Linked DNA regions of Homo sapiens: region 1 is linked to region 2. Evidence: read pairs that join two places in POLR2A ChIA-PET (ENCODE). Cell type or tissue: GM12878. All regions are shown on one strand. Links, peaks and the distances in the headings refer to the core of each region. The heading gives the core; the rest is flanking DNA. Region 1 overlaps ZNF609 (zinc finger protein 609). Region 2 overlaps ZNF609 (zinc finger protein 609).

The links. ChIA-PET counts read pairs that join two places held together with the same protein. Peaks named below come from ENCODE experiments on the same cell type or tissue, not always from the same donor. Only the 100,000 strongest peaks of a DNase experiment are listed, where the experiment ranks them.
Region 1: POLR2A ChIA-PET joins it to region 2 with 10 read pairs; 10 of 35 experiments call an interaction of 5 or more read pairs at or near these places.

Annotation. Positions count from the first base shown.
Region 1 is chr15:64,588,761-64,600,396 of GRCh38, forward strand. All of the region lies in intron 2 of ZNF609 (zinc finger protein 609), which reads left to right. It overlaps LOC101930091 (a long non-coding RNA gene), which reads right to left. Exons shown (of 5, transcript XR_007064678.1): 4 at 10,285-10,372. It also overlaps the pseudogene RPS26P50. Among named protein-coding and RNA genes, the nearest start is that of OAZ2, 110 kb to the right of the region's middle. RefSeq lists an enhancer at 8,221-8,270 and a silencer at 10,596-10,796. In GM12878, for the core only: no CTCF peak of the experiment used is centred there; a DNase peak (open chromatin) is centred at 8,574; H3K4me3 peaks cover 1,285 bases; H3K27ac peaks cover 1,400 bases.
Region 2 is chr15:64,528,606-64,540,241 of GRCh38, forward strand. The region is part of intron 2 of ZNF609 (zinc finger protein 609); the gene reads left to right. It also overlaps the pseudogene GAPDHP61. Among named protein-coding and RNA genes, the nearest start is that of ZNF609, 74 kb to the left of the region's middle. RefSeq lists enhancers at 82-948, 10,696-11,196, 11,197-11,636. In GM12878, for the core only: no CTCF peak of the experiment used is centred there; a DNase peak (open chromatin) is centred at 7,142; H3K4me3 peaks cover 1,358 bases; H3K27ac peaks cover 1,608 bases.

The DNA.
Region 1 (11,636 bases), core at 1,719-9,718, 58 kb after region 2:
CCCAAGTAGCTGGGATTACAGGCATGTGTCACTACGTCTGGCTAATTTTGTATTTTTAATAGAGATGGGGTTTCACCATATTGGTCAGGCTGGTCTCGAACTCCTGACCTCGGGTTCGGGTTATCCACCTGCCTCAGCCTTCCAAAGTGGTGGGATTATAGGCATGAGCCACCATGCCTGTCTGTGGCCCTCAGTCTTAATAGTGCAACCAAGAAAATGTCTCAGCTACCCAAATAGGGGAGATGGTTTACACATCAGAATGTTATCTGGGGACTTTATCTCCTGAATTTGGTCCTGGGTTGCTCAAATGAACACTAGCTAGTTCCATTTTAGCTCTTCTGATGGAGCCCAGTGTAGACTGGTACAGGAATTGTGGAGGATGTCCCTGCCTTGTGTGGACATGTTCCAACCTGAAATAAGGGTGGTCTTGAGAAGCTAAAAAAGGAGAAGAACTCAACTGATTTTTTTAATTGATGGTTTAGTAGCCAACTTCTGACCTGTTCTTAGCCTGAAAAGACCTACTGATATCAGGCTAATCATAGTTCTGAGATAAAGGTCAGTGGATGAAGCCCTTTTTGGAGGATCCCTAGGGCACATTTAATAACAACAGAAACTTCAGCAGCAGCAGCAGCAGCATTTTATCAGACTATGTTCCAGGCAGCAATACCAAATGCTTCTTATATATTTCCTTTAATTATTGCAGTAGCTCTATGCAATACACACTAGCATAATTTTTATTTTACTAACAAGAAAATTGTGGCTTAAAGAAGTTAAATAACTTGCCTAAAGTTGCACAGCCAGTAGTGGAGGCTCTATTTAAAGCCAAGATGGCTATCTTCAAAGTCCATTTGTCGTAATCATTATCTCCTATTTATCTTCATCCCCTTTACTTCTATTTGAATAGTATTTCTTTCCTTATCTCATCTGTTCTTAACCAAGGCCCTCCTTTACTTCTTCCTAAAGTAGTCCACATCTGTGGAGCTTCTCAGGAATATACTTTTTTGTGAGATTTTTCTATAAGATTAAAATTATAAATTAAATGGCTAAAAATTTTTACATACTGTAAACAGACCCAGACAGTTAAAGAGATTATAGAGATTTGGCAGGAAAAACTCGATGCTTTTGGAAAGCTCTTGATAGTATTCACAGATAAGCGATAGTGAAAATTGAGACTAATGGATACTGGTAAAAAATTAGATGTGGTATGGTTGATCATACTTGTTGTGATTAAAGCTAAAACATTATTCAAGTTTGCTAGAAAGTTGAAGAGCTGAATTTGGGCTGGATGGAGAAGGTAAGAAAAAAACACACTGCACATGGTCCTCATTTATGAACTTAAATCTTTCCTGGCTGCCAACTACTTGCTGATTAGAAATCTGAACTCCCAACCTGTATACTAGGAAATCTAGCCTTTTATTGTCCTGGTTTAAGAAGGATTTAAATTGTGCTCAGTATTGAAGTTTTTGGGTCGGAACTATTTTAATATTATCTATGAATAAATATAAGGTCATACATATTAGTAGGGGAGAGAGCGTATGGGATAAATTGATCTCTCTCTCTCTTTTGCTCTTTATTTTGAGAGAGGGGTTCTTGCTCTGTTACCCAGGCTAGAGTGCAGTGGCATGATATCAGCTCACTGCAACCTCTGCTTCCTGGTTTCAAGTGATTCTACTGCCTCAGCTTCCTGAGTAGCTGGGATTAAAGGTGTGTGCCACCACACCCAGCTAATTTTTGTGTTAGTAGAGTTGGGGTTTTGCCATGTTAGCCAGGCTGGTCTTGAACTCCTGGCCTCAGATGATCCATCCACCTTGGCCTCCCAAAGTGCTGGAATTGCCCACGTGAGCCACCTGGCCTTCATATATAGAAAATATATATTTATTTTACATACACATAACACACACACACATATACATGCATATATATATATGTATATATATATGTATCTGGGTTTAGAGTAGTCATGTAACCCAGGAAAGGAATCCAGAAATCAATATAGACCTCCTTAAGATAAGAGCAGTAGCTTTCAATGTCAGTTTACAAGGTAATGGTTATACTAACCATAACCATTTTGTGTTTGTTGGCATTAAAAACAAACACAAAATGTTATCCCTTGAAGATAAAGACAAATAGGTTCAAAAGTAGAAAACTTTGTACATTTCTGATAATACCTTAAAAAGGTCCTGAGAAGAGTAAATAAACTACCCTGGAAATGTAGGCAATACCATAGAGTTTTCTTTAAGTTCCAGAAAGCCTGGAAGTTGGTTGAGTAGTATGTATCGAAAAGCCTTAAAGGCCGGGCATGCTCGTTTATGCATGTAATCCCAGCACTTTGGGAGGCTGAGCTTGGGAGGATTGCTTGAGCCCAGGAGTTCAAGACCAGCCTCCGAGGCCAAGTGCAGTGGCTCACGCCTGCAATCCCAGCATTTTGGGAGACCAAGGCTGGCGGATCATGAGGTCAAGAGATCGAGACCATCCTGGCCAACATGGTGAAACCCCGTATCTACTAAAAATACAAAAATTAGCTGAGTGTGGTGGCATGCACCTGTAGTCCCAGCTACTCAGGAGGCTGAGGCAGGAGAATCGCTTGAACCCAGGAGACAGAGGTTGCAGTGAGCCAAGATCGCGCCACTGCACTCCAGCCTGGGCGACAGAGACAGACTCTATCTCAAAAAACAAACAAACAAACAAACAAAAACAGCCTCCTCAACAAAGCGAGACCCTGTCTCTATAAAAAATGTTTTAAAAAAAGCCTCAAAATGTGCATACCCTTTTACTTGCTTATATGTAGGACTTCACCCTATGAAACTAGTGAAACAGGTGCAAAGATATTTCTCTCAGCCAGGCATGGTGGCTCATGCCTATAATCCCAGCACTTTGGGAGGCTGAGGTGGGTAGATCGCTTGAGCCCATGAGATTGAGAACAGCCTAGGCAACATGGTGAGGTCCTATCTCTACTAAAAATAATTTTTTTTTTTTTTTGAGACAGAGTCTTGGTCTGTCACTAGGCTGGAGTGCAGTGGCACGATCTCGACCTACCGTGCACCGGGTTCAAGTGATTCTCTTGCCTCAGCCTCCCAAGTAGCTGGGACGACCGGCACACACCACCACGCCCAGCTAATTTTTCTATTTTCAGTAGAGATGGGGTTTCACCATGTTGGCCAGGCTGGTCTCAAACTGACCTCAGGTGATCCGCCCGCCTTGGCCTCCCAAAGTGCTGGGATTGCGAGTGTCAGCCACCACACCCGGCCTTTTTTTAATCAGCTGGTGGAATGTGCCTGTGGTCTCAGCTACTTGGCAGACTGAGATAGATCACTGGATCACTGGAGCTCTGGGGGTCAAGGCTGTAGTGAGCCATGATTACATCACTGCACTCCAGCCTGTCAGCAGAGGGAAGACCCTGCCTCAAAGAAAAAAAAAAAAAAGATATTTCTCTCAGCCTTGTTTATACAAGTGAAAATTAGGACAACCTAAATATCCATCTATAGTTAATTGGTTAAATGAATCGTGGTTGGTTTGTTCAAAATAATTCTATTCAGCTGGGCATGGTGGCTCACGCCTATAATCCCAGCACTTTGGGAGGCCAAGGCAGTTGGATCACTTGGGGCCAGGAATTTGAGACCAGTCTGGCCAACTTGGTGAAACCCCATCTCTACTAAAAATATGAAAATTTAGCCAGCTCTGGTGGCAGGTGCCTGTAATCCTAGCTACTTGAGAGGCTAAGGCACGAGAATTGCTTCAACCCAGAAGGTGGAGGCTGCAGTGAGCTGGGATCTCGCCACTACACCCCAGCCTGCATGACAGAGTGAGACTGTCTCAAAAAAATAATAATGGTAATAATTCTGTTCAAGCATTTAAAATTATGTTTTAAGTTGGCCAGGCATGGTGGTTCACGAGGCCCGCAATCCCAGCATTCTGGGAGGCCAAAGCAGGCAGATCACCTGTGGTCAGGAGTTCAAGACCAGACTGGCCAACATGATGAAACCCCATTTCTACTTAAAAAAAAAAAAAAAAAAAATTAGCCCGGCATCTGAAATACCAGCTGCTTGGGAGGCTGAGGCAGGAGAATTGCTTGAATCTAGGAGGCAAAAGTTGCAGTGAGCTGGGATCGCGCCACTGCACCCCAGCCTGGGCAACAGAGCAAGACTCTTGTCTCAAAAAATTACATAAATAAATAAAATAAAAATAATGTTTTTGCTCTCTCCGGTCCGTGCCTCCAAGATGACAAAGAAAAGAAGGAACAATGGTCGTGCCAAAAAGGGCCGCGGCCACATGCAGCCTATTCGCTGCACTAACTGTGCCCGATGCGTGCCCAAAGACAAGGCCATTAAGAAATTCGTCATTCGAAACATAGTGGAGTCCGCAGCAGTCAGGGACATTTCTGAAGCGAGCGTCTTCGATGCCTATGTGCTTCCCAAGCTGTATGTGAAGCTGCATTACTGTGTGAGTTGTGCAATTCACAGCAAAGTAGTCAGGAATCGATCTCGTGAAGCCCGCAAGGACCGAACACCCCCACCCCGATTTAGACCTGCGGGTGCTGCCCCACGTCCCCCACCAAAGCCCATGTAAGGAGGTGAGTTCTTAAAGACTGAAGACAGGCTATTCTCTGGAGAAAAATAAAATGGAAATTGTACTTAAATAAATAAATAAAAATAATGTTTTAAGTTATAGCTAATTGACACAAAAATGTTCACGATGCAGTGAAATTCTGATAACCTTTCATAGTCTGAAAAATCTAGTTGTTCTAGGAGAAATAAGTCATCCAGAATGTTCTCTTGTTTGTTTTTGAGACAGGGTCTTGTTCTCTCGCCCAGGCTGGAGTGCAGTGGTGCAATCACAGCTCACTGCAACCTCCGCCTCCCAGACTCACGTAATCCTCCCACCTCAGCTTCCCCAGTAGCTGGGACTACTGGTGCGTGCCACCATACCTGGCTAATGTTTTATATATTTTTTGTAGGTACAGGGTTTCACCATGTTGCCCAGGCTGGTCTCAAACTCCTAGACTCAAGTGATCCACCTGCCTACAGTGCTGGGATTACAGGTGTAAGCCACTGTACCCAGCCATTCCAGAACATTCTGATGATTCAACCATAACTCATTTCATAGTATAATTGAGTGGATAAGAAGGGTTGGTGTTTGCTGTCTCGCCATATTAATAGTTTTGTGTTGGAACTCCTTGACTGTCAATCAAGTATTATGTTTGAGGAAGATGTAAACATTTAATACTTTTAAGATTAGGAGAGGTTTGAAGGGTTTTATGTCATGAACACACATATTAAGGAAGAAGCATGGCTCTGCCCTCTTGAAAGACTAAAGAAATATTCCATCAGCAGTTTACTTTAGAAGAACTGAAAGAATAGGTTGATACTGAACCCACTCCCAGAGCCAGGTAGCTGAAAGGGCACTGTGATTGTTATCTTACTAGGAACACGTGGAGTGGGAGTAAGGCAGTTTTCTGCAGAAAAGAGGGATTCTGGGCAGACAAAAACTACATATGCACTATGTTTTGTTTTGTTTTTTTTGTTTGTTTGTTTTAAATTAAAACCAGAAAAGGCGAAGACTTGGAGAATGCTCAAAATTTTTTTTTTTTTTTGACACGGGGTCTCACTCTGTCACCCAGGCTGGAGTGCAGTGGTGTGATCTCAGCTCACTGCAACCTCCACCTCCTGAGCTCAGGTGATCCTCTCACCTCAGCCACCTCAGTAGCTGGGACTACAGGCTCTTAACACCACATCTGGCTAATTTTTTTTTTGTATTGTTGGTAAAGACCGGGTTTCACCATGTTGCCCAGCCTGGTCTCTAACTCCTGAGCTCAAGCAGTCTGCCTGCCTCAGCCTCCCAAAGTGCTGGGATTACAGGCATGAGCCACTGCACCTGGTCACAAAATGTAAAGATTTTGAGGGCCATTGATTTTAAACTCCAGAAGCTGGTCCAATCAGAATGAACGTAAGGATTTTTGTTAGTGTGATTAGAAAAGAATGTGTCTCGGCCGGGCGCGGTGGCTCACGCCTGTAATCCCAGCACTTTGGGAGGCCAAGGCGGGTGGATCATGAGGTCAGGAGATCGAGACCATCCTGGCTAACAAGGTGAAACCTCGTCTCTACTAAAAATACAAAAAATTAGCCGGGCGCAGTGGCGGGTGCCTGTAGTCCCAGCTACTCGGGAGGCTGAGGCAGGAGAATGGCGTGAACCCGGGAAGTGGAGCTTACAGTCCGGCCTGGGCAACAGAGCGAGGCTCCGTCTCAAAAAAAAAAAAAAAGAAAAAAGAAAAGAATGTGTCTCTTTCTACTGGGTTTGGAGCTGTGAGTTTATAAAATTTGGGCCGGGCGCGGTGGCTCGTGCCTGTAATCTCAGTACTTTGGGAGGCTAAGACAGGTGGATCACCTGAGGTCAGGAGTTTGAGACCACCCTGGCCAACATGGTGAAACCCCGTCTCTACTAAAAATACCAAAAATTAGCCGGGCGTGGTGGTGGGCATCTGAAATGCCAGCTACTTGGGAGGCTGAGGCAGGAGAATCACTTGAACCCGGGAGGCAGAGGTTGCAGTAAGCTGAGATCATGCCACTGCACTCCAGCCTGGGCGACAGAGGAAGATTCCGTCTCAAAAAAAAAAAAAAAAAAATCGAAGTGCTACAGCCACCTTGCCACCTAGGAGGAGATCCTGGCTGACAATGCAGCTGTGCCAGAGAAAACACCAAGAGAGGGAGGGTTTGAAATTGGGCCCGAAGACATCATTTGAGCCCGTACATCAGGTCATGTGTGATATAGACTTTTTCAGTTACACGAGAGCCACTAAATTCTCTTTTTAAGTCAGGTTGGCAGTGGTTTTTCTATCATTTCTAGCTGAACAAGCCCTAATACAATATCCTTAGGGGTCATAACATCCAACTACCTCATGTCTTGAAGTTTGGAGAAGTGAAGTGACTTACTTAAGGTTATACAGATAAATGGTAAAAAACTGGGACTAAAACCTGGCCCCTTCCCACCTCCTTTGTAAGATAATTACTCCAATGTGTAAATCACTTTAAGGAGGTTTGGGGCAAAGTCTTAAATGGGTTTGAGGATGCCATTTAAGTAATGGAAATCAGTCCTGCTCTCATAGTAAGTGTCATTTGGAATGACAGTGACTGCTATTGACAGAAAACTGACCCCACCATCATAGCTCTTATTTTTCTCAGACTTTGGATAAGTGGGCTGTCCATAGTATCTTCATGATTGGTAGCTTAATAAATAAATTATTTGTGAAATCACTGGATAACATTTGGCTAGCTGTTTTAATGTTGCCCATTCCCTCAGCCTCTTGAGCTTCTAGAATCAGCAGACTTGTTTTTCCATGGTGTGTCTAGTAATATGAAATGAAATATGGACCTCAAATATATAAATATATGCCAAGCTCTTTCTTTTTTTCTTTTGGAGATGGAGTCTCGCTCTGTTGCCCCAGGCTAAAGTGCAGCGGCGCGATCTCAGCTCACTGCACCCTCTGCCTCTCAGGTTCAAGCACTTCTCCTGACTCAGTCTCCAGAGTAGCTGGGATTACAGGCATGCACCACCATGCCCGGCTAATTTTTTTGTATTTTTAGCAGAGATGGGGTTTCACCATATTGTCCAGGCTAGTCTCAAACTCCTGACCTTGTGATCTGGCCAACTCAGCCTCCCAAAGTGCTGAGATTACAGGCGTGAGCCACCGTGCTCTATGCCAAGCTCTTTCTTGCCTTAGGAGTTTGCATATGCTGTTCCCTCTGCCTATAGTGCTTATCCCTTGGCTCTTCACATGGATGGCTCCTTCTCATCTTTTGGGCCTCAGTTTAAATCCAGCCTTAGAGATGCCATCTCTGATTACCCAAGGTAGCTCCCTTCTCATTGTTCTCTTATCACATGACCTATTTGTCTCCTAATAGCAGTTTCTAATTTATATCTAATTTGTATTTACTTACCAGTCCCTTTCGTTTACCACCTATACTCAGTGTGTATAGCATAGGAGCCATACATAAGAAGTACTCAATAATTATTTGTTAAATGGTTGGGTTCTGTTATCCTAGGCTTGAAAAACATTAAAAAGCACTATTTGTACCCTTTCACCAACCCTGCCCCAAGTACCTTAATTGCCCTTACACCTCTACTGACTGAAAATACGGCACAAATCCTGAAGAGAAAGGGAAACTAAAAGCTGTACTTAACTGCTATGCTGATAGTTGTCTTAGGCAGTTTTGAATTAATATTTTATTATCTCTGTTCTTCAGCTTGTTGTGCCTTGTTTTTTCTCTTCTCTGTGACTTCTCACCTACCCACTTGACTCTGACCAGATTCCTGACACTTAAAGGGTATATCCAAGAAATGAGATGGCCCTGAGCACAGGGGAGGAAGGATGGAATGACAAGGGCCACCAGAAACCTCTTTCAGGACTCTAATCACTCTAAGGTCACAGTTTAGAGTCTAGAATGAGAGGGACTTTGAGTGCCTCTTTTTCTTGCTCAGTGCCCTCAGCTTGAGTGCTTAGCTGGCAGACGGGCACTTTTCCTCCTCAGTTACTGTCAAAGCAACATGAAGGTCAGGCAGAGAGAGACAAATGAGAGCAGCTCAGGGAAAGGAGGTTACCACGGTAACAAGCAGGAGGGACTGCTATTTGGAAACAGACCTAATCTTTCTCCTCCTTCTCCCTCCTTCTCAGCACAGGAAGATGGGTATTGTTTAGCTGACCTGCATCCTTGGGGTGGGAACCATAATCCCTTTCTGACAGTTCCCAATGACACTGGAGTGATCTGCTTTGCATTTTAATTTGATAAGCAGCAGCGGCAGTTTTCTCTGAAGTGCTGAAAACATGGCTTTTTCTGGCCCTGTTCCAGATAGGATTCTGGTTGCCACAGAGAGGGGTTTGATATTGTTGTTTATTTCTCAACAAAGATCTTGCATATTTGCATAAATGTGGAAGATGCTGCTTGGTTCTAGACAACCAGAATCAAATGAATACAGGCTATCTTTAGGTTATGAATATCTATCTGCTCTAGGAAGGTCACAGAGATACTGCCCCATCCCCAGCTCACAGGACCACCCAGTGACCTGTGCAGTGGATCTTCTGACTTAATGTCCTTACCCTTCTGCCTCCCCCATCTACTTATATGTCACACTATTCTCAATCTCTTCCCTTACCTACCCTACCCTTATAGTAAGCCTTCACTATGTATATAAATATTCCTTCCTTTTCTTTCAAAATAAAAAGAGCATTTTAAACTAGAAAAATAAATTATCAATGTAATGAAAAATTAAATGCCAAAAAACATAAGAGAAAGTAAAAATCATCTAGAATATTACTATAGACATGATGGCTAGAACATCCTTCCAGATCTAAACCTCTAATTCTATCTGCTTTGTTTTGTTTTGAGATAGTCTCGCTCTGTCACCCAGGCTGGAGTGCAGTGGCACGGTCTCAGCTCACTGCAAACTCTGCCTCCTGGGTTCAAGCGATTCTTGTGCCTCAGCCACCCAAATACCTGGGATTACAGGTATGCACCACCACGCCTGGCTAATTTTTTGTATTTTTGATAGAGACAGGTTTTCACCATGTTGTCCATGCTGGTCTCAGACTCCTGGCCTCAAGTGATCCACCTGCTTCAACCTCCAAAAGTGCTGGGACTACAGGCATGAGACACCACATCCAGCCTCTATCTGCTGATCTACGCATTTTATGAGTTGTATATACTTATGTATAGATCAGTTTATTTTTATTTATCTTTAATTTTTTAATTTTCTAACACTTCTCAAACAAAAAGTAGAGTTAAATTTAACATTAATGGGCCAATATAGTACATGCTCCATCATACTTTTTCCTTTAATTCACTAAAAAATATGTTGTAGATATGTCATTGATGTAGATAGGGATCTATGCTATGATGGACCTATAGATTGTTTCTGGTTTTGTGGTTATTTTTTGGTTTGGCTATTAAAAACAACATTGAAGAAAACTGTCCATCATACATCTTTGTGTGTGTATATATATATATATATATATATATATATATATATATATATATATCCTGTTATCTTCTTGATACAAATCCTAGAAATTGAATTTTGGGACAAAAGAACATGTGCATTTTATATTTTGATACATATTGCCAAACTGCCCTCTAGAGAAGGCACCAACCAATACTGCATAAAAGTCCCTATTGTTTTTACATACTCTTACCAACTGGGATATGTTCAACTCTCTCATCTTTGCCAAATAGATGGGAAATATACTGTGTTTTTATTTGTGTTTATGTATATTATTGAATCCTTAAAAATACTCACATGACCCCTTCAGATTTTACACTGAAGACCTATCTACTTCTTTTCCCATAATGTACTTCCAGGCTTCTCTTTCCTGTAGTGCTGGCAACTGAGCAAAGTAAAAAAAAAAGTTATTTTGTGGTGGTTTTTTTTTTTTTTTTTTTTTTTTTTTTGGTTTTTGAGAAGATATCAAACAAAAAAGTAAAAAATTTTAAAAACACCTAATTGCATTAATCTCTGCACCCTCCCTCCAAACCAAAACCAAACCTGTTTTTTTTCTTTTTCTTTCAGTGATGGACTGTCATTCACTCAGATTTAAGCTCCAAAGACTGAGATGTTTGTCTGTTTGTTCATAGCTGTATTCTCAGTGCCTAGACTGGTGCCTGGCATGTATCAGTTGCTCAGTAAATATTTGTGCAGTAAATCATCTCTCAGCCATCTTAATCAGAAATTCTAATCATACCTAATTCCTTTACTGATTACCTACATGTCTGATGCCTTGCAAAGTCAAATTGCTTAAAGGTCCTGAATGTCTCTTGGGTTCTTCCCTTTATCCCCCTACTTCTGATCATTCTTACTTATGTTTTTATTCCTAGGAGCCCTCCTTTTCAATCTCTCTAGTTTACTCCCCTCCTTCTATTAATTTTACCTTTGGATATACAGATACAATAACATCATACCCTTTCTTTCATTCCTCAGTGGCTTCTTAATACCTGCAAGGTTAAGTCCCAATTTAACTCTCCCTGTACTCTTTAACCAAACCAAGCAGCTTGTTGTTCTTTAAATACATTGTGTTTGTTCATGCCTGTGTGCCTTTGAAGAGGCTGTTCCTTCTGCCTGGAATATGCTTTCTTCTTTTCTTGGGAAACTACTACTTATTCTTTAGGTCCACTCCAGCATTGAGTCATCCCTATTCCCTCTGGCAGTTATTCCCTGGGCAGGATACTTGCAGTCCTTTGTTCACTTCTGTTATGATTATTTGTTTGCCAATTAATCTAATCTAAAATGAAACTTCGTGGCCAGGCACGGTGGCTCATGCCTGTGGTCCCAACAGTTTGGGAGGCCAAGGTGGGCAGATAAGTCCAGGAGTTCAAGACGAGCCTGGCCAACACAGCGAAACCCCATCTCTAAAAAATAGAAAAATTAGCCAGGTGAGGTGGCTCACGCCTATAATCCCAGCACTTTGGGAGGCCAAGGCTGGCGGATCACGAGGTCAGGAGATCGAGACCATCCTGGCTAACACGGTGAAACCCTGTCTCTACTAAAAATACAAAAAATTAGCTGAGCATGGTGGCGGGCACCTGTAGTCCCAGCTACTCAGGAGGCTGAGGCAGGAGAATGGCATGAACCCTGGAGTCGGAGGTTGCAGTGAG
Region 2 (11,636 bases), core at 3,519-11,518:
CCCAGCAGTAAGAGCTTCTGTCTTCCTCTCATGCTGTCGCTGGGCTGGTGGTCCAGGGGTCTTACTCCTTGGAGGCATTGTGGGCCATGAGGTGCACCACCCTGTTGCTGTAGCCAAATTCATTGTCATACCAGGAAATTAGCTTGACAGAGTGGTCCTTGAGGACAATGGCTGCCCCAGCATCGAAGGTAGAAGAGTGGGTGTTGCTGTTGAAGTCGAAGGAGACCATCTGGTGCTCATTGTAGCCCAGGATGCTCTTGAGGGGGCCCTCCGATGCCTACTTCACCACCTTCTTGATGTCATCATATTGGCAGGTTTTTCCAGACGACAGGTCAGGTCCGCCACTGACACATTGGCAGTGGGGACATGGAAGGCCATGCCAGTGAGCTTCCCGTTCAGCTCAGGGATGACCTTACCCACAGGCTTGGCAGCGCCAGTAGAGACAGGGATGATGTCCTGGAGAGCCCTGCAGCCATCACGTGACAGTTTCCCGGAGGGGCCATTTATAGTCTGGGTGGCAGTGATGGTGTGAACTGTGGTCATGAATCCTTCTATGATACCAAAGTTGTCATGGATGACCTTGGCTGGGGCGCTAAGCAGTTGGTGATGCAGGAGGCATTGCTGACGATCTTGAGGCTGTTGTCATACTTCTCATGGTTCACGCCCATCACAAACATGGGGGCATCAACAGAGAGGACAGAGATGTTGACCCTTTTGGCTCCCCCCTGCAAGTGAGCCCCAGCCTTCTCCATGGTGGTGAAGACACCAGTGAACTCTACGACGTACTCAGCGCCAGCATCACCCCATTTGATTTTGGAGGGATCTTGGTCCTGGAAAATGGGTGATGGGGTTTCCATTGATGACAAGCGTCCCGTTCTCAGCCTTGACGGTGCCATGGAATTTGCCATGTGTAGAATCATACAGGAACATGTAGACCATGTAGTTGAGGTCAATGAAGGGGTCATTGATGGCAACAATATCCACTTTACCAGAGTTAAAAGCAGTCATGGTGCACCAGGCACCCAGTACGACCAAATCTGTTGACTCTGACCTTCACCTTACCCATGGTGTCTCAGGGATGCAGCTGCCAATGCGAGAGAATATGTGGCTGTCTGTCGAACAGGAGGAGCAGAGACTTTTTTGAGACGGAGTTTCACTCTTGTTACCCAGGCTGGAGTGCAATGGTGCAACCTCGGCTCACCACAACCTCTGCCTCCTGGGTTTGAGTGATTCTCCTGCCTCAGCCTCCTGCGTAGCTGGGATTACAGGCATGCGTCACCACGCCTGGCTAATTTTGTATTTTTAGTAGAGACGGGGTTTTTCCATGTTGGTCAGGCTGGTCTTGAACTGCCGACCTCAGGTGATCCACCCACCTCGGCCTCCCAAAGTGCTGGGATTACAAGGCGTGAGCCACTGCACCTGGCCTTGGTTTTTTTTTAAACTCTGTCACCCTGTCTGGAGTGCAGTGGTGTGATCTCGGCTCACTGCAACCTCTGCCTCCCAGGGTCAAGTGATTCTCCCATCTCAGCCTCCCGACTAGCTGGGACTACAGGCCCATGCCACCACGCCTGGCTAATTTTTGTATTTTTTGGTAGAGATGGGGTTTCATCATGTTGGCCAGGCTGGTCTCAAACTCCTGACCTCAAGTGATCCGCTTGCCTCTCAAAGTGCTGGGATTACAGGCATGAGCCACCGTGCTGGGCCTGAATCCTAGCTCCTAATAGCTGTGTGACTTTGAGCATATTACCTAGCCTCTGGGCCTCAGTTTCCTTTTATCTGTAAAGTAACACTGATAACTACTTTATAGAGCAGAAGTGAAGATTAAATGCAATTACAAAGGTTATAATTATACTATCACGGCTACAATATATTGAACATACATTATTTGCTAATCACTGTGCTAAGTATAATACTTGATACTTATTGCCCATGGAAAGTAGTTAGCTCAATGCTTAATATTAGTAGGGATTCAATAAACAAAAGCTAGTATTTTCTGTGTGGTCTTCTTCCATTCTTAGCATCTTAAGGGCAAGAACGATGTCTTATCTTTGTGACTGACAGTATGGTAGATAACAATAAACAGTTGTTGAGTTTGAATTTATTTAATGGGATTTGAGTAACTGCCAAGAGGTCTTCAGTATAATATTCCCTGCTAACTTGACTGCAGTTCCTTTGGAATTGAAGGTTTTGAGTTTTCTATTAAAGTATACATACCCCTAGAGAGAAGTAATACTTTGAGCTATTATCAACAGCCATCTTAAGGAAATTAGTTGTTTATCAGCTGCTTTCAAATCTGAGAAAGACCTTGCAGGATGAGACTTGGGTAGGAAAGAAAGAAGATGGGAAAGAGACCTGAGCTCACAATATCATGTGTAACAAAATCACTTTTTCCTATTTGCCTCAGAATTACTCTTTTTCCTAATTTGTAATGTATATCATTCCACTTAACATACATGTACTGCATTTAATACCTATAGCTCTCCTGTGGGACCATGGAATTAGATCAGCAGAAATGAGTCATTTCCATTACTTGAATTACTTAGGTTATTTAGCACTTTGTGATATTATGGGCAAGATGGCAGATTCACTCCCTATGTAGTTAATAGCTTTATATTGAGTACTGAGAGGATATTCTAGACCTGGTCCCTAATTTTGGCCAGCTATTTTGGCCAAATTAATGTCAGTTATCAGCTGCCCTATGAACTGCCCAGAGGATTGCTGAATACAAGATGAGATGATAAACCTAAAAACACTGAAAAAGCTACACAAATGCAAAGTGGATTATTCCAGACATTATTATTATTATTATTTGGGACAGTCTCGCTCTGTCACCCAGGCTGCAGTGCAGTGGCGACAATCATGGCTCACTGCAACTTCCGCCTTCTGGGTTCAAGTGATCCTTCCACCTCAGCCTACCAAGTAGCTGGGACTACAAATGTGAGCCACCATGCCCAGCTAATTTTTTATATTTTTTGTGGAGACGGGGTCTCCCTATGTTGCCCAGGCGGGTCTTGAACTCCTGAGCTCAAGAACTTCCCACCTCAGCCTCCCAAAGTGCTGGGATTAGAAATTTGAGCCATTGTGCCCAGCCTTATTTCAGACTTTAACACATGACCTTGGAAAACGCAATGTTGTGGGCCTCAGTTTCCTCATCTCTAAAATGAAAGACTTGGGAAAAAAAATTACTTCCAACACCCTTGTCAACTCTAACATTCTTAGAAATTCCATTCTCTCTCTTTCTAACCTATGTCCCTTGCTTCCATATAGTCTGTTCTTAGCACAGCAGCCAAAATGATTCTTTGAAACTTGTCCATTCATTATCACTTCTTTGCTCAGAACCCTCCATTGGCTCTTAATTTCATTCAGAGAAAAAGTCAATGATCCACATGATCTGTGCTTCTCTCTGCCATACCTCTATGGCCTTATCTCCTATTTCTCCCTACTAGCATGCCCCTCCAGCCCTACTGGATTCTGCTGTTCCTTGAAATGCAGCTCCTCTTGCCTTAGGTCTCTTACATCGAAGGTTCTGGCTACTAGAATTCTTTTATCACAGAGAAGTACGTAGCATGGCCAACTCCCTCATCTCTCTCAAGTCTTCACTCAAATGTCAACCTATTTGAAATTTGCAACCACCTCTGTACCCTCCTTTTATCCTATCCCATTATTTTTTCTCGAAGCACTAATCTTTTTAATTTACTATGTGTATACTTTATTATGCTTATTGTTTATTATCTATCTGCTAGAATGTAAACTCTACCAAGGCAGAGATTTTGTTTTCTTTTGTTTTGCTTTGTGAATCTTTGTTTCTCAAGCACCTATAATAGTACCTGGCCCAATAAATATTTATTAAACATATGAATGAAATGTGCAGTATGGTAAATACTAATCTCATTTTTAGCTGATGTGAGCCTCAGTTGACTGATTTATGAAATGCTGGTTTTGTTCTCTGTCTTTTTTGTTAGAGGCATTCCTCAGATATCTGGTAGTACTTGGTTGTCTGCTCACGTTTTAAACATCTTTAAGATGGAGCGCTGAAAGTTATATTTGAAGCTGTGAGTGCATTTGCAGGACATCTTTATGGTGAGCTTCACAGCGAGATGACTGTTAAGTTGGGAAACCCCAGATGTCAAGATCGTTAGGTGTTTCCTTATAGGCTTACCAGATTTCTTAGAAAAATAACAAGCCCCTTCCAATCCTCCTGGAGAGTAAAGATTTCTTTGAGCTAGGTGAAAAAGAGGACTGGGGCTTCAGCCTTCAGCATTCAGTATGTTTAAATCCACATTTAATCTCCTTATTTTAGGTACGGTACTCATGTCCTCCACTATTCCTGGAGCACCCTGGTCCAGAGATCCTCTATTTGAGCTTTCTCTATTTGAGAAACTAGCCTCTCTAGTTTTTTTGGGTCGGGGGTGGTATGTGAGTGAGAAAAGGAATTAAATAAATAATTGCTGCTTTTTTTTTTTTGAGACAGAGTCTGCTCTGTCACCAAGGCTGGAGTGCAGTGGCGCAATCTTGGCTGACTGCAACCTCTACCTCCCACGTTTAAGCGATCTTCCTGCCTCAGCCTCCTGAGTAGCTGGGGCCACAAGTGTTTGCCACCACGCCTGGCTAATGTTTGTATTTTTAGTAGAGATGGGGTTCCATCATGTTGTCCAGGCTGGTCTCGAACTCATGGGCTCAAGCCATCTGCCCGTCTCAGCCCTCCCAAAGTACTGGGATTACAGGCATGAGCCACTGTGCCCAGCCATAATTGCTTCTTATATAGTTTTCAATCAGTGTTATTCATCCTAAATCATTGATTTCACATCATCTGGTACTGCCAGTTACTGAGCTTTTAGGGGAAGATTCTGTAGTGTTGATTGGTATAGTTCAAAGTTTTTTCTGTTGCATGCTTATTATTCAATATAGCGTTCTTAGGTTTGCTTAGTCAGTTATCATTCCTTCATTTGCTTTCCACGTTCCAAAATATTGTTGTCTCCTCTCTAGTTCATCCCCCTCCTTGTGGGTTTAAGTCTTTTAAAATTCTTTATTGTTTCAGTGTGGTTTTTGTCTACTCTATTTATTGCAACTATTTTCTTGTTTCCCATTTTTCTTGTTTGCTTTCAATTGACAGTTTTATTGAGATAACTAGAATCACATGTAGTTTCATAAAATAATACAGAGAGATCCCTTGTACATTTTACCCAATTTCCTCCAATAGCAGCATTTTCCAAAACTAGTGTAACAGCCAGGTAATGGGCATTGATACAGTCCATCAATCTTACTCAGATTTGCCTTGTTTTGCTTGTTCATGTCTGCGTATGTGTCGTTATTTCCATACAATTTTATATCACGTGTAGGTTTCTCTTTCCACACCACTGTCAAGATTTTGAACAGTTCCATCAACACAGCAATCACTGTTATTAACCTTTTTTTTTTTTTTTGAGATGGAGTTTCACTCTTGTTGCCCAGGCTGGAGTGCAATGGCACAACCTCAGCTCACCGCAACCTCTGCCTCCCGGGTTGAAGCGATTATCCTCCCTCAGCCTCCCGAGTAGCTGGGATTACAGGCATGCACTGCCACACCCGGCTAATTTTATATTTTTAGTAGAGACGGGGTTTCTCCATGTTGGTCAGGCTGGTCTTGAACTCCCGACCTCAGGTGATCCACCCACCTCGGCCTCCCAAAGTGGTGGTATTACAGGCGTGAGCCACCACACCCAGCATTATTTATTTTTTTTTTTTAAGATAGAGTCTCGCTCTGTCGCCCAGGCTGGAGTGCAGTGGTGTGATCTGGGCCCACTGCTGCAACCTCCGCCTCCCGGGTTCAAGCGATTCTCCTGCCTCAGCCTCCCAAGTAGCTGGGATTGTAGGCATGCGCCACCATGCCTGGCTACTTTTTGTATTTTTAGTAAAGATGGGGTTTCACCGTGTTGGCCAGGCTGGCCTCGAACTCCTGACCTTAGGTGATCTGCCCACCTTGGCCTCCCAAAGTGCTGGGATCATAGGCATGAGCCACCGCGCCTGGCCGTGTTAACTTTTTTATACCATACCCACTTTCCCTGCACATGTGAACACAGTATATTCCCACCTCCATCCCTAATCTCTTGTAACCACTAACCTGTTCTCCATTTCAAAAATTTTGTTATATAAAAACTGTTATTTAGGCCCGGTGCAGTGGCTCACACCTGTAATCCCAGCACTTTGGGAGGCCAAGGTGGGTGGATGACTTGAGGTCATGAGATTGAGACCAGTCTGCCCAACGTGGTGAAACCCTATCTCCACTAAAAATACAAAAATTAGACGGGCATGGTGGCATGAGCCTGTAATCCCAGCTACTCAGGAGGCTAAGTCAGGAGAATTGCTTGAACCTGGGAGGCAGAGGTTGCAGTGAGCCGAGATCATGCCATTGTACTCTGCACTTCAGCTTGGGCGACAGAGTGAAACTCCGTCTCCAAAAAAAAAAAACTGTTATTTATATAAATATGTAAAGTGAAACAGGGTCTCTGTCACCCAGGCTTGAGTGCAGTGATGTGATCATAGTTTACAGTAACCTTGAACTCCTAGCCTCAAACTATCCTCCTGCCTCAACCTCCCAAGTAGCTAGGCGCATGCCACCACCCCTGATTAATTTTTAAAATTTTTTGTAGATATGAGGTCTTGCTATGTTGCCCGGGCTGGTCTGGAACTCCTGGCCTCAAATGATTATCCTGCCTCTACCTCTCATAGCACTGGGATTACAGTCATGAGCCTGGACAAAAATGTTATATAAATTGAATCGTACCATATGTAACCTTCTGGGATTGGCTTTTTCAATCAGCATAATTTTCTGGAGATTCATCCAGGTTGTTGCGTGTATCAATAGTTCATTCCTTTTTGTTGCTGAACGGTAGTATTCCATGGTATAGATATACCACAGTTTGTTTTACCATATACGTGTTGGAGGTGAGCTGGGCTGTTTCTAGTTTGGGACTATTATGAAAAAAAATGGCTATGCACATTTATATACAGTTTTTTGTGTGTGTGTGAACATAAGTTTTCATTTCTCTGGGACAAGTGCCCAAGAGTGCAGTTGCTGGGTCATATGGTAATTGTGTTTAGTTTTTTAAGAAACTGGTTTTCAGAGTGACTATACCATTTTACATTACCACCAGCAAATGTGTGAGAAATCTAGTTTCTTTGCATCCTTGCCAATATTTACTGTTATCTCTATTTTTTATTTTAGCTATCCTGGCAGGTATGTAATGGTACCTCAATGTGGTTTTAATTTGCATTTCTCTAATGATAACAGTGTTCAAGTTATTTTCGTGTGCTTGTTTATCACCTGTGTATTCTCTTCAGTGAATCATCTGGATGTCTTTTGCCCACTTTCTTTTTTTTTCATTTTTATTATTTTCATTAATTTTTTTCTTTGGCCACTGGAATAAAGACTCACCATTTTCTAACTGAGTGATGTTTTTTAAATATATATTTTTTAGAGACAGGGTCTCACTCTGTGGCACAGAGTGCCATTGTAGCTTTGAACTCCTCAGCTCAAGCTGTCCTCCCGCCTCAGCCTCATGAGTAGCTAGTACTACAGGCACATGCCACTACACCTGGCTAATTTTTTTATTTGTTTGTGGAGACAGGGTCTTACTATGTTGCTGAGGCTGGTGTTTAACTCCTGGACTGCAGTGACCCTCTCATCTCAGCCTCCCAAAGTGTTGGGATTACAGGCATGCGCCCCTGTGCCCAGCCTATGGCATGATTTTAGAAGTGGTTTATGACTGTATAGCCTCTTCCTGTTCTTGCTTGTTTTCTGAGCCTGATTCTCCAGACTTCCTGGGAATTCAGTGAGTCACCCACTACTAACCTTTCATCTTTTGCTTGAATCAACTAGGGTTCGTTTCTGTATGCAACTAGGGACCTTGAGTTATATAGTTTCTGAATTTTGAGAGTAAAAACCACAATACATATTAAAGAAGTGCACCATCTAACCAGGGAGATGGGACTTAATGAAATACTAGAACTGGCCGGGCTCAGTGGCACATGTCTGTAATCCCAGCACTTTGGGAGGCCGAGGCAGGAGGATCACTAGAGCTAAGGAGTTCGAGATCAGCCTGGGCAACCTAGCAAGACCTCGTCTCTACTAAAATTCCACCCCCCCCCCCAAAAAAAAAATTAGCTGGCAGGCAAGGTGGCATGCAGGCCTGTCCCATTTACTCAGTGCCAGCTACTCTGGGGGCTGAGGTGCAAGGACTGCTTGAGCCTGGAAGGTTGAGGCTGCAGTGAGCCGGAATTGTGCCACTGCACTCCAGCCTGGGCGACAGAGAGAGACCCTGTCTCAAAAAAGAAAAAAAAAAAAAAAAAAAAAAAAGGCCGGGCACGGTGGCTCACACCTGTAATCCCAGCACTTTGGGAGGCCATGGTGGGCGGATCACCTGAGGTCAGGAGTTTGAGACCAGCCTGGCCAACATGGCGAAACCCCGTCTCTACTAAAAATACAAAAATTAGCCAGGTGTGGTGGTGGGCAGTTGTAATCCCAGCTACTCGGGAGGCTGAGGCAGGAGAATCACTTGAACCTGGGAGGTGGAGATTACAGTGAGTCGAGATCGTGCCACTGCACTCCAGCCTGGGTAACAGAGTGAGACTCGCTGGGTGCGGTGGTTCACACCTGTAATCCCAGCACTTTGGGAGGCCGAAGCGGGTGGATCACCTGAGGTTGGGAGTTCGAGACCACCCTAACCAACATGGAGAAACCCCATCTCTACTAAAAATACATACAAAATTAGCCGGGTGTGGTGGCACATGCCTGTAATCCCAGCTACTCGGGAGGCTGAGCCAGGAGAATGGCTTGAACCCAGGAGGCGGAGCTTGCGGTGAGCCGGGGATCATGCCATTGCACTCCAGCCTGGGCAACAAGAGTGAAACTCTGTCTCAAAAAAAAAAAAAGAAAAAGAAAAAAAAGAGCAGAGTGAGACTCCATCAAAAAAAAGAAAAAAGAAAAAAAATACTAGAGCTGTATTACACAGAAATGTGATAGCTTATCTAACACAGACAAGTGATATAAATAAAGGGGAAATTAATGGCTGGAGCATGTGGAACAGGTTTATAGAAAAACTGGATGCAAAAATTTACATAGAAAGAAGAAGTGTTTATATACTGTGGCCCTTTGGCAGAACACAAACTGTAATATGATTGTTTTGCCCCCTTAGGGGCACTATCTTCTTCATTGAAAATGTATATCCTAGGGCTGGGCGCGGTGGCTCTCGCCTGTAATCCCAGCACTTTGCAAAGGAGGCTGAGGTGGGCGGATCACCTGAGGCCAGGAGTTGGAGACCAGCCTTACCAACATGGAGAAACCCCGTCTCTACTAAAAATACAAAAAAAAAATTAGCCAGGCATGGTGGCGCATGCCTGTAATCCCAGCTACTCGGGAGGCTGAGGTGGGAGAATTGCTTGAACCTGGGAGGCGGAAGTTGCGGTGAGCCGAGATCGCGCCATTGCACTCCAGCCTGGGCAACAGGAGCAAAACTCCATCTCAAAAAAAAAAAAGAAAGAAAGAAAATGTATATCCTAGGATGTTCTAGTTAGGTTAATCTCTTTCCTTTGTTGCATTAGGAGGTGAAAAAAATTTTTAGATGGGTTAGATTTCCCTCAAAAATATTTCTAGTGATAAGATGTTCAAATAGTATATTGAGGTCTAATGCTAGATCAAAAAGTCAGTTGCTAAGACACTTGATGTCACAAACTGTTAACCATCCTGGCATTTTAAGCTTTTGAGAAATGTAAAATAATTCTTCTCCACTAAAATGTTTGAGGCTTTTGCTTTAGTTTATAGACTGGTTTATTATACAGTTTATTTGTAAATTTGGCTCATCATAGAATGTATTAGTAAATTTGTCCATAGGCAGAAGCCAGAGAGTTTAGTTTTTAAAAGTTTTATCTGTAAAGTGTGGATTTTTGTTTGGTTTTATTTATTATTTATTTTTATTTTTTTGAGAGAGAGTTTCACTCTTGTTGCACAGGCTGGGGTGCAGTGGGGCGATCTTGGCTCACCGCAACCTCCGCCTCCTGGGTTCAAGCGATTCTCTTGCCTCAGCCTCCTGAGTAGCTGGGATTACAGGCATGCACAATCACGCCTGGCTAATTTTGTATTTTTAGTAGAGACGGGGTTTCTCCATGTTAGTCAGGCTGGTCTTGAACTCCCGACCTCAAGTGATCCACTGCCTCGACCTCCCAAAGTGCTGGGATTACAGACGTGAGCCACTGTGCTGGACTGGTTTTATTTTTTATAGAGATAAAATAAAACCCAGGCTAGAGTGCAGTGGTGTGATCATAGTTCACTGCAGCCTGGAATTCCTGGGCTCACGCAATCGTCCCGCTTCAGCCTCCTGAGTAGCTGGGGCTACATGCATGCACCACCATGCCTGACTGGTTTTTGTACATTTTTCTTTTGAGATGGAGTCTTGTTCTGTCACCCAGGCTGGAGTGCAGTGGCGCGATCTTGGCTCACTGCAACCTCCGCCTCCCAGGTTCAAGTGATTCTCCTGCCTCAACCTCCCAAGTAGCTGAGACTGCAGGCGCCTGCCACCATGCCTTATTTATTTATTTATTTATTTATTTATTTATTTATTTATTTATTATTTTTTATTTTGTTTTGAGATGGAGTCTCACTCTGTTGCCCAGGCTGGAGTGCAGTGGCGCGATCTCGGCTCACTGCAAGCTCCACCTCCCAGGTTCACCCCATTCTCCTGCCTCAGCCTCCCAAGTAGCTGGGACCACAGGCACCCGCCACCACGCCCGGCTAATTTTTTGTATTTTTAGTAGAGACGGGGTTTCACCATGTTAGCCAGGATGGTCTCGATCTCCTGACCGCGTGATCCACCCGCCTTGGCCTCCCCAAGTGCTGGGATTACAGGCGTGAGCCACTGCGCCTGGCCAATTTTTTTATTTTTGAGACAGAGTCTCACTCTGTCACCCAGGCTGGAGTGCAGTGGCACAATCTCAGCTCACTGCAACCTCCGACTCCCCGGTTCAAGCGATTCTCCTGCCTCAGCCTTCGGAGTAGCTGGGATTACAGGCGCCTGCCACCATTCCCGGCTAATTTTTGTATTTTTAGTAGAGACAGTGTTTCACTATGTTGTCCAGGCTGGTCTCGAACTCCTGACCATGTGCCTCAGTCTCCCAAAGTGCTGGGATTACAGGCCTGAGCCACTACGCCCAGCCTACCTGCCTAATTTTTGTATTTTTAGTAGTGACAGGGTTTCGCCATGTTGGCCAGGCTGGTCTCAAACTCCTGACCCCAGATGATCAGCCCGCCCTGGCCTCCCAAAGTGCTGGGATTACGGGCCTGAGCCACTGCGCCCAGCCTTTTTTCCTTATTTTTGTAGAGATAGGGTCCCACCATCTTGCCCAGGCTGGTCTCGCACTCTTGGGCTCACGTGATCCTCTTGCCACACACCTCCCAAAGTGGTGGGATTACAGGTGTGAACCAGCTTACCTGGCCAAGAGTTTTATTACTAGCTGGATTATGATGTTAGCCCGTTGTGTATCTTCTATATCTTATGTTAGGATTCTTTTCTCCCATCTTCCCGCATCTTCATCTTTTCTTCCCCACAGCATATTCTTGGAGAGAAAGGAGTAGGCAGGAGTTTGCTATTTGAAGGCAAGTAGGG